Linked DNA regions of Homo sapiens: region 1 is linked to region 2. A link is an interaction called in ENCODE POLR2A ChIA-PET data of the cell type or tissue named here. Cell type or tissue: GM12878. All regions are shown on one strand. Region 1 overlaps TRAF3 (TNF receptor associated factor 3). Region 2 overlaps TRAF3 (TNF receptor associated factor 3).

Region 1 (8,000 bases), 81 kb after region 2:
TCGACATTAACAAGGAACAACCGATGCATACATGCACAATATGAATGAAAATATGGTGCTTAGTGACAGAGACTGCACACAGAAAACACATCCTGTCAACCGCATTTCCATAGAATGTCCAAAGTAGGCAATGGCTGCACAACTCTGTGAATATACTAAAAACCACAGACATGGACACTTTAAATAGGTAATTGTATGGAATGTGACGATTTCAATAAAGTTATTTTTTAAAAGCGGACACAATCAAGCCAAAGGCCAAACATCCAATAGACACCACTTAATGAGATGCAGGTCACCCAATCAATTAAAAAACAACAAGAAAACGTTACTGCAAGTTTCCACTATGCCAAAAGATGCATTACTTTTGGGGTACTCCTTCCAAAAATGTTAAATAAGCTTCTCACTAGTCAAAACAATTCATAATTCCTGTGAGAACTCCCCCTCTCCCAAATCTAAAAGTTCAACAACTTCTCAAGAAAAAAGTTGATCTTAATTTTAATATAAAATATAAGTCACATATTTGTGCAAATGTAGCACTTTTAATCATGAGGGAGAGGTGTCGCTATGGAACTTATCAACACTCTCCCCCAAGAAAGTATTCATTTACTTGATTCTGTCTACTATGAAATAAATAATACCTGAATCTTTAAGACCCAGAAACATTTCAGAAGGTTTGAGGTCAAAGAAAACACATTAACTCAACATAATGCTCACAAGAACGAAAATAAGCCTATGCATAAAATAAACAACTAAATGATGGTGGAAAGACCACATTCCCTAAACCTAACAAAAGCTCCCCGCTCATTCCCACCCACTGCCATCTGTCTACCTCAAACTCTTCAACAACCCAACTCACAGAAAGCACCTAGTCAATGTGGTAACATAAGCACAATCCTGTAATTGGCTCAAATCATCATTACAATAACATGTGTTTCTTTTTTTTTTTTTTGAGATGGAGTTTCACTCTTGTTGCCTAGGCTGGAGTGCAATGGCGTGATCTCGGCTCACCGCAACCTCTGCCTCCCGGGTTCAAGCAACTCTCCTGCCTCAGCCTCCCCAGTAGCTGGAATTACAGGCATGTGCCACCATGCCCGGCTAATTTTGTATTTTTAGTAGAGACAGGGTTTCTCCATGTTGGTCAGGCTGGGTCTCGAACTCCTGACCTCAGGTGATCCACCCGCCTTCACCTCCCAAAGTGCTGGGATTACAGGCATAAGCCACAGCGCCCGGCCAGCATGTGTTTCTGTTTTCCGCAGGAAGAGAATCATGTCGACTCACAATTCACAATGAGTCAACCGGTGTGTAAAATATTTTACATAATGGGAAAATTTATTGTGACCCAAAAGTTCAGTGTGTTCTCATTAAGTTACCAGAAATTACAGATGTGAAGATACTCCTGTTAACTTAACCAAAATCAAGAAAAGAAACTACTTTAGATACGCACACATTTTCAGTTTGGTAGATCTGATTCTTTTTATGATACTGCATTTCAAGTTACTCAGATTGGTAAATTCATAGCTTAAATACTAAATAGAGAAAATCTGCATATTGACAACATAGGTAATTTAAGACTGGTTTTGGCACTGCGTCACTTACTACCTATATAGCTAAGCTCTGTCAAAACCTGACAGGGACAGCTTCAGTTTTTGTAAATACTCGCATGGTGAAATGGTTTTTCCAAAGTTATGATACCATCTAAAGTGCTAATGGAGCCTTCCCATTGTGCTTCACGGTGAATAACATATTTCTGTGGAAAATCTTATAGTGTTGCATCCATTTAACATTTTCCCAGAATACATTCAGGTTTTTTTAATCCCGAAGAAAACATTTAAACAATTAAAACACATAAAATTTTTCTATTATGACCTTTTAAAAAACCCTCAGTCTTTTATTTTATTGTATTTTATTTTATTTGAGATGGAGTCTCACTCTGTCATCCAGGCTGGAGTGCAGTGGCACAATCTTGGCTCACTGCAACCTCCGCCTCCAGGGTTCAAGCAATTCTTTTGTCTCAGCCTCTCGAATAGCTAGGATTACAGGCACACGCCACCACACCCGGCTAATTTTTATATTTTTAGTAGAGACTGGGTTTCACCATATTGGCCAGGCTGGTCTCGAACTCCCGACCTCATGATCTGCCTGCCTCGGGCTCCCAAAGTGCTGGGATTACAGGCGTGAGCCACCGTGCCCGGCCACAAAACCCTGAGTATTTAAAGGCCACACTTGGAAACGGACATGTTTATGCATGCAATACAGATGCAAACATTTTAAACTACATAATCCACTGATACACACACACTAAGAAATCAAACATTTCCAATTCCATAAACATAATACATCTGAAGCAAAGATAATGCCACCAGGTATTTTTTACTTTATAAGTTGGTCCCCAGAAAAGGATAATTATAAAAGACACCAGGAAGCCTCTTTTCAACCTTGTTAAATAAACGACTTGCAAATATTAACCACAAAACTGTGGGTGAAGCCACTCTGTCCTGTCATGATTACTCGCTCATAAAGGCCCAAAATGCGTCTTGAAGGGAGTTTTTGCAATACAAATCCTAATCTTAATTATATAAACTCTATTCTTAACTATCTTAAAATACATTACAAAAGACCATTCTCAACTTTCTGAAAACTTTAATATCTTTTATAAAATCTGAAAGATTGAGACGGTGTTACTAAAAGTGTCACGGCTCATTAAATCTTGAATCATTAAGTCAAGTACCTTGGACAAATCATTTTAAATTAAAAGAACAATCTTTAATATACATTTTCAGATGAGACTTAATACATTCTACACAACTTATCAAAAGCCACAGAAAAGCTACGGAAATAATGGAATGAACACACAGTGATATTTGCTTCAGGAACAGACTATTTCACCCTACATCCTTTTAAAGTGCTTGAGATATGCATATTTAGTAGGCATATTTCAGAATTAGCTCTTCATTTTCTAATAAAAAAAGGGCAGACTTCCCTGCAGGCTTGGCAATGAAACATTTTCAAAATGCAGGTACCAGGAGGGTGTGGTGGTTCATGCCTGTAATCTCAGCACTTTGGGAGGCTGAGCCAGGAGGATCTGCTTGAACCCAGGAGTTCAAGACCAGCCTAGTCAACATAGTGAGACCCTGTCTCTATAAAAAAATTTTTTAAAACTTAGCCAAGTGTGGTGGTGGGTGCCTATAACCCCAGCTACTCAAGAGGCTGAGGTGGGGGATCGCTTGAGCCCAGGAGATTGAGGCTGCACTGCAGTGCGCTGTGATTGCACCACTGTGCTCTGGCCTGGGTGACAGAGCAAGAACCTGTCAAAAAAAAAAAAAAAAAAAAAAAAAAAAAAATATATATATATATATATATATATATATATATATATATATATGCTGGTCCCATTTCAGAAAGCAAATAAATTTTTAAAATGTAAAGGTACCTACCTACATCAAAATGCATCTGAAAAACATTAAAATAAAACTATACTCATTATATTTAAAAAGTCAGAAAAACGTATGTTGAATCCAGTTAATGTTTAAAGCTCTAGGCCCAGCTAAGAGGGCAGAGTGTGTGACTGCAGAGAGGGGGCCCCGGCACCCAAGTGCAGAAGGTTAGGAAGTGAGGGCAGCGCTCCTGGTCTGCAGCATCACCTGGAGTCGGCCCTTTCCTCCTTGGACCCGGGCAGCCAGACCCAAGGGCAGGATCCAGGCGATCCAGAACGGTTACCTCCTACACTCTGAGAGGGACACATTTGACCCTGCGTCACAATGCAGTGCCCCTTCTGCCAGCCCCCCATGTGGCTCACCTGAAACCGCACCTGTAGAGGACGCTCGCAAAGGAAAGGGGGAGATGACAGGGAGAACAACAGGACCTGCCGGGAGTGCCCTCCCAGCATGGGCTCACCACCCGCATGTGGTGACCACCCACCCCCTACACGGGAGGGCAGGCGTGATGTTTTCTTCCTTTGTATTTCAGCACGCTGCATAATGCGTGACAAGCAGATGCTCACTAAGACAGGTCCATAATCCCTTCTCTGCAATTTGAAAATCCAAAAAGCTCTCTGAAAACTGAAAGCATGTTCATAACTCACTTGGCGGTATGCCCTGATCTGATGTGAAGCTATTCATAGTCTCACTGTCCCACTTAGTGTGAATATTCATATACTTTTTGCTGCAAAAATCTTAATGTGCTTGATTATATGGTGCTGCCTAGGATGTCCTATACTATACGGTACTTTCACTATTTCTGTTCTAAAAATCTCAAAAATTCCACATTCCCAAACACCTCTGGCCCTGAGAGTCACAAAGGTGTGGTCCCATGACTGTTAGATGACAACAACAGGGCAGGCACTGGCCAGAGATGGTAACACCTGAGATGTAAATGAGCAGCAGGAAGAAGCACCTTTAATGGCCAGGAGAGAACAATAATCTCCATTCAAGTCTAGTTTATACATGTGTTCATTCTACAAACATGCTGAGCGATGTGCACACATCTCGCCCACAGCTGGGTAGACTGCATGAAAGCAAGAATGAAAGCAAGACTGCCGTGCCTGCCCTCATGGAGGGGAAGACCGTGAGGTGACAAACAAGTGCTCCGGCTCACACGGCAAACACAAGCTGTGGCTGGTGGTGGGTGCGGGCAAGAAAGGTGCTGATGTAACACTCAGGAAGGGCCCGAGCAGAGGGTGGCCAGGGAAGCCCCTGAGGAGTAACAGGGAAGCTACCCAAGGAACAGGGACAGCCACAGGCACAGCAAGAGTGGCAGGACAGGGACACACCGCTCTAGGAATCAGAGCATAGTGGCAGGGGAGGGGGTCTTGGGGGAAGGGAGAAGGATGCAGGGCTGGGGTGATGGAAGAGTTGGGATTTTTTTAAATTAATTAATTTTTAACTTCACTTTTTTTTTTTTTAGAGACAGAGTCTTGCTCCGTCACCCAGGCTGGAGTGCAGTGGCATGATCACAGCTCACTGTAACCTCACCTCAGCCTCTTGTAATTTTTAAAAAATTTAATTGACAAAAAAAATTGTATTTATTTATAAGATACAATGGGATGTTTTGATCTATGTATACATTGTGAAATGATTAAATCAAACTAGTTAATCTATCCATCACCTCACCAAGTTCCTTTTCTTGTGATGAAAACATTTAAGATCTACTCTTTAGCAATTTTGAAATATACAATACATGATTATCATCCATGGCCACAGAAGAGCCTGGAGGGCATTATGCTAAGTGAAATATGTGACGGATACCACATGGTCTTATTTATATGTGGAATCTAAGAAAGTAGAAGGTGAAGAAGCGTAGAGTAGAACAGTGGTTACGGAGGCTGGGAGCGGGGGAATGGGGAAAGGAGAGGTACTGGTCAAATGGTACAAAGTTTCAGTTAGAGAGTTAGGATTTGATTAAGTGTGAAGGGAAGTAAGTGGCTACTTGACTTAGTCAGGCATACAAACTACTCATCTCAAATCAAGCTCCCTCCAGGCCTCAGCCACCTGATCTGTCCACAAGAAGAAAGCCAAGATCTGATTTCTCAAATGCTTCCACTCCATGAAGTAACTTCCGTGGGTGAATCAAACTTCACAGAGCTTTCTACTAAGAAGGCTGAAGAACTTTAATGGGGGTGGGAGGGTTAATCATACTAAAATTGTACAAAAAGAAAAAGGCTATGTGATCAATGGGAAAGAGGCCAAACAGCTTTTAATCTCTACTGATTGTTAAATATTGTAAAAGGTTGGCTAACAGCACTACCCCCAGCTCACCCAAACCACCCTGCCAGAATTAAAGACAAATGGTGTATTTGTAAAGTGTTTTGAGAACACGGGGAAAAGGTCACTAAAATGTCCCTGGCGAGTGTTGCTTCAGAAGCCTAGTAGGCCCTGCCTGCCTCCACCACCTCATCTCTGAAAGGGTGGGAATCTCGAGCTCGCCATACTGCCTCCAGACACCCCGCAGCTCCCCACCCCTCTCCAGCCTTCCCAGTGCAGAATAAGGTGATTGCCAAACAACTATTAAGATGCACAAATGGAGGGATATTTGGAGCAGCTGCAAAAGCTCTATTATGGATAACAAAATAGGCAAGTGAATCTCAAACTCTTTAAGGTTAAATACTCACTTGGGTGAGACTTAACAACGTAACAATAGACTACAATAATGAAGTGGCTTCTCAAACTTTTTCACCAAAGTACCCCCAAAGGCACAGGAGAGAGAACCCTGAGGATAAGCACTTTGAAGCAACTCAATGGATATGAAGTATTACATTTTGTATTCGAAATTCATGCAAACTTTACCTTTAACTCCATAGCATACCTATAATACCTCTTTCCCCCTTGTCACCCTTACTCTCAGCTTTTGGAAAGGGGCAAGCTGGTATTTTCTCCTCCTCCCACTGCTGAAAGGAAGGCCTGCCTGTCTACTCTGCCCTCCCTCCAGATCCCATGGGCAAGGTCCACCCTCTACTCTGGCACTGGATCCCAGGCCCTCCTCTGTCAACCTCCCTCCTGAACACCCTGCCTTCCAGAGCACGGTAAGTGCTAATGTGTCCCCAGCACCCCCACTCCCCCATCATTCTACTTTAGAGAAAACTCTTTCAAGAAGCTGTTAACACACACATCCCATTCTCCCCTGAAAACTTCCACTTGTCATGCCTCCTGACACCAGTCTTGTCCAAGTCCCCAAAGACCTTCAAGTTGCAAAATCCAGTGGTCAAGTCTCACCCATCCTGCTTGATGCTCAAACAGCTTTTCATAATTCTCAAATATATCTCCAGCACCCCTTTCCCTGTAATTCCCCCAGACCTGTATATCCAATAACCAACTCAACATCTCCACTTGAGCATCAAAAAGGCATCTCAAACCTAACAGGTCCAACACTGAGCCCTTGGTACCCGTTCCTCTCTGATCTGCCTCTGGCAATGCCTGGCTCAGGAAATGGCACCATCCAATTCCTTAGATCATAAAGGACCCCCTTCCTCACATGCCATACATCCAATCCATCAGCAAAGACAGTCAGCTTCGTCTTCAAGATACGTTCCAAATCCAACCACTTCTCACCAAAGCTCGACCCACAGGGTCGAGTCTGCATGCGCTAGATTCAGAAGTGCAGCAAATGCTTCCCAGGTCCTCCTTATGAGCTCTTTCCTGGCAGCGGGCACAGGAGTGCATGACTACCCATCCACAGTGTCAGTCATCACAGCACCGTGGAAAACAGAGAAGACTGGAAACAACCTAAGTGTCCAACAACAGAGAATCGAATCAAGAAACTGCCACAATCATATGATCATCATATAATCAACCATGTAACAGAATGTCATGCTATTAAAAAATACCTCTGGTCCAACAGAAATACGAGAATCACAAAAATAATTTTAAATCTCCTAGCAGCTACAATTAAAGAGTAAAAAGAAGTCAGTAAAATTTACTGTGTATTATTTAACACAACATTAAACTTTATCATTTCAACATGTAATATTATCAAAAATTATTAACAGGATATTTTGCATTTTTTTAAACCACACTTAATCTTCAAAATCTGGTGTGTGGGGCTAGCCTGTGGCCTGTACAATCGGTGTATGGTAGCTAATGCATGTAATCGTAGCACTTTGGGAGGCTGAGGAGGGTGGACTGCTTGAGCTCAGGAGTTCGAGACCAGCCTGGCCAACATGGTAAAACCCCATCTCTACAAAAAATACAAAAATTAGGCGAGGGTGGTGGCATGTGCTCGTAGTCCCAGCTACTTGGGGGGCTGAGGTGAGAGGATCACCTGAGCCCAGGAGGCGGAGGTTGAAGAGAACTGAGATGGCATCACTACACTCCTGCCTGGGCAACAGAGTGAGACCCTGTTTCTTAAAAAAAAAAAAATAGAATTTAGAGTCCAGAAATAAGCCCTTATATTTATGGTCAATTGGTGTTTTTTTATGGAAAATACATTTTTGATAAGGGCACCAAGACCATTCAATGGAGAAAGAATAGTAATACGGTTTGGCTCTGTGTCCACCCAAATCTCATCTC
Region 2 (8,000 bases):
GCCACAGGTGAGGAGGGTTTGGTGAATGAGACAGGTGAACGTCAGAGAGGTTAGGAAAGCAAAGCTGCACCAGCACTCGTTATTTTATTTCATTTTTTTGAGACGGAGTCTCGCTCTGTTGCCCAGACTGGAGTGCAGTGGCACCATCTCAGCTGACTGCAACCTCTGCCTCCCAGGTTCAAGCGATTCTCCTGTCTCAGCCTCCTGAGCAGCTGGGATTAGAGGTGCCTGCCACCACGCCTGGCTAATTTTTGTATTTTTAGTAGGGACAGGGTTTCGCCATGTTGGCCAGGCTGGTCTCGAACTTCTGACCTCAGGTGATCCACCTGCCTCGATCTCCCAAAGTGCTGGGATTACAGGCGTGAGCCACCGTGCCTGGCTCTTTTTTTTTTTTTTTTTTTGAGATGGAGTCTCGCTCTGTCGCCCAGGCTGGAGTGCAGTGGCACAATCTCGGCTCACTGCAAGCTCCGCCTCCCGGGTTCACACCATTCTCCTGCCTCAGCCTCCCGAGTAGCTGGGACTACAGGCGCCCGCCACCATGCCCGGCTAACTTTTTGTATTTTTACTAGAGATGGGGTTTCACCGTGTTAGCCAGGATGATCTCAATCTCCTGACCTCGTGATCTGCCCACCTCAGCCTCCCAAAGTGCTGGGATTACAGGCGTGAGCCACTGCACCCGGCCTCATTTTTTAATTTTTAAAGAGGCAAGGTCTTGCTCTGTTGCTCAGGCTGGCATCAAACTCCTGAGCTTAAGTAATCCTCCTGCCTCAGCCTCCCAAAGCACTGGGACTATAGGCCACACCACCATGCCCAGTCATACCAGCATCTGAAGCAACAATATAAAAATCACTGTGGTTTCTGGGGGTAACACCAGCAAAACTGTGTAGAAGATGTCCTGAGGCCACCGCCTCCCAGGGAAGAGCCCAGGTCCCTGCCCCAGTTCTACCACAGCTCTCATGCCCACAGCCCTGTCTGTCTGGACACATTACTAGGCACAGACTGCTGACAGGGGATGTCCTGGGCGGTTGACCTGCCTGTGTGTCAAAGGACACCTCACTGCAGGGTCCAAGACAGAGTGCTCCACTGTGGCTTCCTGGGAAGCCCGCTGGTGGGAGCTCCTGGGAGCAGGAGACAGCTGTGCTCTCCCCACTCCTCCCTCCGGCCTCAGCACCCACAGGTGGCCTCTGCTCTCTTGGAGGCGAAGCTGCTCCCCTCTCCTCCAACCTCATTCTCTGCCTGCTTCATCCGGCCCCACACACACACCGGTAATCTGTGTTCCTTTCTGCCATTAATCCTCCTCATGTAAATATTCCCAATACTCTTTCAGTCCCCAAAGCCATAGGCCCACATCTGCTTGTGGATCAGAAACATGCTGGCAGAGCGCGGTGGGACTGCTGCCCCCTGGCCCTTAGGAGTGGGGTCTGGGGCGCCCCGACCAGCAGGTCCTGGCCTCTGCCATCTGCGCTTGGGCCTGTCCTGTGGGTCACCCTGCGGCCAGTCTCTCCCAGGAGGGCTTTGCAGCTTCCCGTGGCTGCAGCTGCCCCTACTTTCTACACCATGTAGGGCCTCACACGGAGGGGACAAGCCTGCGCGGGAAACGTTTGTCTTTGCTGGGGGACTTTCAGTAGGAAAGTCATCACACCTCTGCGTGTTACCCATAATTAGAAAAAACTGTCCTAAGGCACATGTACCTAACATAGCCCTCATCCCACGGACCCCGCCCCAGCACTCGCCCGGGGCCCAGATGCACACTGCTGGCCCGGCCCCGGCCCCTGCCTCACCTGTGTTCCGAGCCACTTGCCCCGCGCTCTTGTCCACGCTCTCCAGCTCGGTCACGCGGTTCTGGAGGGACTCCACGCTGCTCTTCATGCTGTCTGCTTCCTCCCAGTTCTGCCGGAAGGGCCGGATCTCCTTGTCAAGCTCCTTCAGTTTCTCTGCTTGGCTGTCTATCACTCGCTTCCAAACCAAAGGTGTTAAAAAGCAAAACACAGTTAGGACTCGGAAAATGCTGCACCACCTTCCATCAAATACAGACAGGCTAGGAGCAGAACAGTCAGAGGCCCCTGTATGAGGCCTGCCACCCGCGGCTCTGACTCCAGGAGTGGGGCTCTGCATCAGGCCTCCTGGGAGCTCCCTGGGATCAAGTGCTTGTGCCGGCAGGGAGCACTCGAGGTGACATGAAGCCACATGGAAGAAAACAACAGGAGGCTCCACTAAGTCAGCTTGCTTTGTCAACAGAGAGCCATCAGGAAAGCAAAGTGACAGGTGGCAAGTGTTCAGAAGACCAGGGGAGAGGTCTCCACTGTCTCTGGGGCAGGCAGCAGCTCATGCTTCTGCTGCCCACAGCAGGCTTCCCTGTTTCACAGTGGCACTGGTGCCGCCTGCCCGCCTGTTTCTCACACACCCACACCCTGGCATCAGCCAACCCCACCAGCTCTCCTGTTCAGATACCAGGATCCGACCTCACCCTCACACTCCCATGTGTCCCTCCCAGCTCTTCTCCCAGGCCACAGCACCTGTGCGGGGCCACAAGGCTCCCATGGACATCTCCTCTGCAGCCCTCGTATACCTCGGGGGCCATAATACAGAGGGTCCCTGCTTCCCAGAGAGGCCTCACCCCTGTAAGTGCAGGTCCCACGGGACAGGTGGCCCTGCATGGCTGCCACAGGGTCTCAGGTTTAGGATGCCAGAATCATGCCCATGTGGCCTCATCTTCCCTTGGAACGTCTAAAGGCCTCCTACCCTGCTGCTGGGTCTGGGGCAGAAGCACAGTCCTGTCTCTGTGGCTGCAGGGGGTTCCCCAGAACGACCCCAGGGTCCCAGGAGAAGACTCCCACTCCTCAGACCCCTCCCACCTGGATGGTGGCAGGAAAGGGCCCCAAGGCATGTCCTCAGGCCCTAGGTGAAACCCAGTGGGCCGATGCTGCAGACGCAGGGGTCTTCCCCCTCCAGCTCCACACTCAGGCTGCCAGGCCCCAGCGAGGGAGGCAGGAACGCAGAAACCCTGCCACGAACACACGAGGCTGCCAGTAACCAGGCCTGACTTTATGCTACTTCATTTAACTAATTCAGAAAGCCCTTTCCCAAAACACACAGGCTGCTCATATTTGTCACTACCTGGAGGGGTGGGAGCTGTACTCCGCCCTGGTGGCCCAGTCTGTGTTAAGGGGCTGGAGTGTCCACCTGTGAGATGAAGCCAGGGACTTAAAGGGTTTTCACTTCAAAAAATGATGTGCATTTTCAAGCAGCTTGTGATGGCTGGAGAGTTCAGTGCTCAATGCAGCTGTGGAATGACTGAGCCACCTCACAAGCTGAGGGCCACACCGGGTGCTCGAGGGGCGGGCCCCAGGGCCCCCTGAATTCACTTCTCCTTTTGGAAGTCTATTTTTAAACATCTAGGTTTCAGCACCTTTGCTGGCTGTTATTAACCACAAAGACACAAACATGACAGGTCTGGGTGGCTTTTTGGGCGTAAAAGCAGTGTTATTCTTCCTGTTCTTTCCAAGAAACATGATATTAGTTAACCTCTAAAAAGTAAGGATAATTTCTCTAAAGAACACCTCTTTCCACTGTCACTGTCCCTTTAAACTGACACTGTCACTGTCCCTTTATTTTACACAATCATACATGTTCAGAAGGATATTTAATTAGCTCACCAAGTCTATTTGCTGGGGGACAATACCACTGACGACACTGAACATCCAAATACACGGCTCCTCTAGTGAGCACCGGAAGCCTCTCGCATCTCCACCTTCTAACACGCACACTGAGCTGGCAGGGGTGCTCGCGAGTGGCAGGGGAAAGTTAATGAAAACCTGATCAACAGAGGTCTGAGAGACGCCCTTTGTAACTTAGCAAACCCCGAAATGAAGCATGAGTCCCAGGCAGGGTGGCCCAAGACAAGCTGCGCCTCACGCTGAGCCTCAGGCCCCCGAGGTTAAGAGGGGGATGGCACCGAGCCACCCCTCCCCGCGATTGTGCTACGCAAGGGCACGCCTGACCTCAAGCACAGAACGGGGAGTCTCCAGCAAGGACTCCCCCACACAGCAGGGGCCCCCGAGTCAGGAACACACAACATGCGTGCACCGCATGCACAGACCAGCACGACTAAATAAAAGGCGTCTCCATGAGCAGCAAGGGAACTCGGGCTATTTTTAAAACAGGCACTTCATCTGTATCAATGGCACCATTTCAAAGCAGAACGCAGAGTCACATCAAGTGTTCTCTAAAACGCAGCAAACGTGATTTCATCCTTGAAGAACGGTCTACACTCAGTCACTGCAGTTTCTATAAAAAATAAATCTCAAGTGCAGGTATGGAATTGTACAGAAAAAAGACTCCGACACAGAGCTGAAGAGACAGACTGCACTCCACATCAACAATCCAAATCAGAAGGTTTGCCTTCAGGGAGCATCAGCCCGTGAGCCTTATACACTTGCATGCCAGGGCTGCAACCGTGTCACCTGCTGTGATGCCTCACTCTCAGGCCACTGCGACCCTGGCACACAAGCCCGGCGCTGTGAGAAGCCCGGTGGTGCCGGCAGCCTGAGTGAAGGCCGCGTGGATGGACGTCCCTGCCTTCTGTCCCAGTGCGTGCTCCTCTACGTGTGCCCTGTGGACCCCCTGACTGTAAGAACCACCAGTTCATCTAGTCCACTGACACCAGAAGCCTGGGTCATGCTCGCACCTATGCTATCTTCTTTTTTTTCTTTGAGACAGTCTTGCTCTGTCACCCAGTCTCGAGTGCAATGGCGCAATCTTTGCTCACTGCAACCTCTGCCGCCTGGGTTCAAGTGATTCTTCTGCCTCAGCCTCCCGAGTAGCTGGGATTACAGATGCCTGCCACTGCGCCCAGCTAATTTTTCTATTTTTAGTAGAGACGGGGTTTCGCCATCTTGGCCAGGCTGGTCTTGAACTCCTGACCTCGTGATCCACCCGCCTCGGCCTTCCAAAGTGCTGGGAATATGGGTGTGAGCCACCGTGTCCGGCCTACCGGCCTAGGCTGTCTTTTTTTTTTTTTTTTTTTTTTTCCGAGACGGAGTCTTGCTCTTTCTCCCACGCCTGACTGCAGCGGCGCTATCTCGGCTCACTGCAAGTTCCGCCTCCCGGGTTCACACCATTCTCCTGCCTCAGCCTCCCGAGTAGCTGGGACTACAGGCGCCCACCACCGCACCTGGCTAATTTTTTGTATTTTTAGTAGAGACGGGGTTTCACCGTGTTAGCCAGGATGGTCTCGATCTCCTGACCTCATGATCCGCCCGCCTCGGCCTCCCAAAGTGCTGGGATTACAGATGTGAGCCACTGCATCCGGCCTGGCTGTCTTCTTAATAAAGAAAAACAGGATATTTAAGAAGTAAAATATTAAGAACTCATCGTTCCCCGGACAGGCAAAAAAGCAAAGACACTCTTGAATTCCACTCCTTGACCCCCTGCCTGCACCCCCACTGCCACAGCCAGGCCATCGGGCCCTCTGTGCTTCGACTCCCGCCATCACCAGGGCTTTAGGGTCTACTGGAGAATCAGACAAGGAAGAAAGAAGAAGACCCCAAGTGACGTGTGCCCTCATCACCTAGCTGGTCCACAAACATGGCTGGAGGAGTGCCTGGAGCTGGCCAGGAAGGGAAGCAGGAGAAAAAGACATCTGTGCAGCAGCATGGAGCTTGTCAAGGAACAATGAGCGGGTCCACTTTAGCGCAGGGAGTGGGGCGAAGCTGGGAAGGTGACCGGTGGCCAGGCACAGAGGTTTTCTGGGCCACAGTAAGATTTTACGATAAACCCTTCCTGGGGCAACAGGAAGGGCTCTGAGGATGAAACAGTGGGGAACACGGCTGAGCTGGGCTGCTGCTCAAGAGGGTAGGCGGGGCCTGCAGCAGCAGAGGGATGGCCTGGCCCCGTGCAGCTCCCACACAGCCAGCACCTCTGGGCATCAGAAGGCTTTCAATCAGCATTTCCTGAGGATGGACAGTGCAGAATCCTCCTGGCCAAAGACCACCAACCCCACAGTGGTCCCAAAGGTAACACTGAATTTCCCCTTTCAAAAAACCACACGGTTGGAAGGACCTTCTGTGTAGACCACGCCTGCTCAACAGGTCACATGGAGAAGAGTTTTCACATGTTTCAGGCAGAGCCGTGTCCCTGCACTCAGGGGAATCAGGCGCGGGCAGCCTGCTCTGAGTCCCTTCCCTAAACACAACCTGCTCTCCGCCACGCCCAGCCTCCTGTGGGGAAGAGGCAGGTGCGCCATCACCTTCTACTCGTCACAGGTCAAGGGACACTGACCGCTGCCGTCACCACTCCATCCTCACTTCTCTGCCCTTGGCAACTTGGCTTCCCCCTTTCTTTCTGACTTATGCTTCATTGGTTCATCCAATCACAAAAGTTTTCAAGTAGAAATCACATACCATAGAGTGATTAAACTCGACTAAAAAGGAAAGTAAATGACAACACCTGACTGGAAGGGGAGAAACTGAAGATGAATGCAGAGGAAATGTGAGGTTTGGGATGGGGCGTTGGTACATCACTGTGTATATTCTAACTTTTTGTTGTAAATGAATCCAGTACTTGTGCATTCTTCCTTCTGTTGTGGCTATTTTAAGAGGTGATTTCCCCGGCCTTTCCAGTGCCTCTCTGAGCCCCAGGTCAAAACACAGCAATAATCTCATGAACAGCCAGAGCTGCTTGCCAGGGAGCGCAGGTGCAGGCGGGCCACAGGATGGCCAGGGCCCCGCAGCAGTGGCCTGACCAGTCGCCTTGGCCAGTCTGATGACTGACACATCACTGGGCCCTCAGCAAAATGCTAGGGGCTTCCAGCGGGAGGCTTGGTGTTTTAAGAAACATTGTACTTTATTTGGCTTGATTTAATGCTAATGACTTGTGCCTTTTCTAATACAATCTAATGTTTCATTGTGTTTTCTCCTTCTCTCTCTGGATAACTACAAAATATAATAAAAATGAAATTAATTTAATAAATCCCTACGCAATTCAAGTCACTATGACTCATCTCCAATGTCAAAAATTGGAGAAAAGGCATTCTCAAAGATGCCATGACTCTGTGCTATTAGAAGTAGTTTCTCTTCCAGATAATCTAGGGACACACCGTCTAAGTTCAGGCCCTTCAGTGACATGAGTGATTCTTCCACGGTGTGTGACACACCCATGGGAAGTGCTATCACAAATGCACACGAGTAAGTGAATGTGCAGAGAGCATCTACAATGATCATCTATTAACAAGCACCCCACAGACACCTGTGACGACAGAAGACAGGAGAAGCGACATTTCATCAGTCCCCTTTACATCATCGCCTCTATTCAGGGGAGCAAAGGTTCACTGGTTTGTTCTTCTGGAGGTGCGTGTGGATTTCCACAGTGAAACCCAGCGGGTGAGCGCGTGTCACTGGAAAGCTCACACAGAGTAGCTGGGCTGCACAGCACCTCACTGCAGGAAGTGAGACTTTGCACACAGCAACTACTCATGAACAATATGAAATCTTAAATAATAAAAACAGCTAATTTAACAAATACAAGCTTCGCATCTTATTTCTCCAACGGTAGATCAAAGGCATGGAAGAGGGGTGGAGGCTTGCTCTCCAGAGAAAAGGCAGTTTGAAAACGCTGACCTGCGGCTTCCCAGGCCGGGCCTGTGCTAGTCCAGCTGCCTTTTCTAAGCCTTCACTTAGGCCAGAGAAATCAGTTGCCTTTCTGCTTGCAAAGGTCAAGGACTCAGCTCAAAGAGTTTGCTAAGAAACCCTTAAGGGGAACACAGGCAAGCTCCTCCACCCTTTGATCTGGCCGTAGTCCTAAGATTCTTACCTGTAAATGAAGGATTTTGGATTCATTATTTCGAAGCATTTCCTTTTGTCTCTCAATTTCAATTTCAAAGCTACATATCTGATTGTGCAAACTTTGTATGCTCTTGTTTTTTTCTACACTTTCATTCTGCAACAAGGAAACCTAAAAAAGAAATTCTTTAATTAATGTAACCAAAAGTGGTTTTCATATTA

Evidence for each region. ChIA-PET counts read pairs that join two places held together with the same protein. Peaks named below come from ENCODE experiments on the same cell type or tissue, not always from the same donor. Only the 100,000 strongest peaks of a DNase experiment are listed, where the experiment ranks them.
Region 1: POLR2A ChIA-PET joins it to region 2 with 10 read pairs; 4 of 35 experiments call an interaction of 5 or more read pairs at or near these places.

Annotation. Positions count from the first base shown.
Region 1 is chr14:102,815,956-102,823,955 of GRCh38, reverse strand. The region is part of intron 1 of TRAF3 (TNF receptor associated factor 3); the gene reads right to left. Among named protein-coding and RNA genes, the nearest start is that of TRAF3, 43 kb to the right of the region's middle. RefSeq lists enhancers at 3,814-3,883, 3,924-4,033, 4,154-4,353, 4,614-4,693. In GM12878, no CTCF peak of the experiment used is centred here; a DNase peak (open chromatin) is centred at 4,535; H3K4me3 peaks cover 4,736 bases; H3K27ac peaks cover 7,463 bases.
Region 2 is chr14:102,897,211-102,905,210 of GRCh38, reverse strand. TRAF3 (TNF receptor associated factor 3) reads right to left here. Exons shown (of 12, transcript NM_145725.3): 10 at 7,810-7,950; 11 at 1,782-1,956. Among named protein-coding and RNA genes, the nearest start is that of AMN, 21 kb to the left of the region's middle. RefSeq lists enhancers at 3,278-3,707, 4,026-4,525, 4,526-5,027. In GM12878, no CTCF peak of the experiment used is centred here; DNase peaks (open chromatin) are centred at 3,290, 6,080 and 6,350; H3K4me3 peaks cover 2,833 bases; H3K27ac peaks cover 6,722 bases.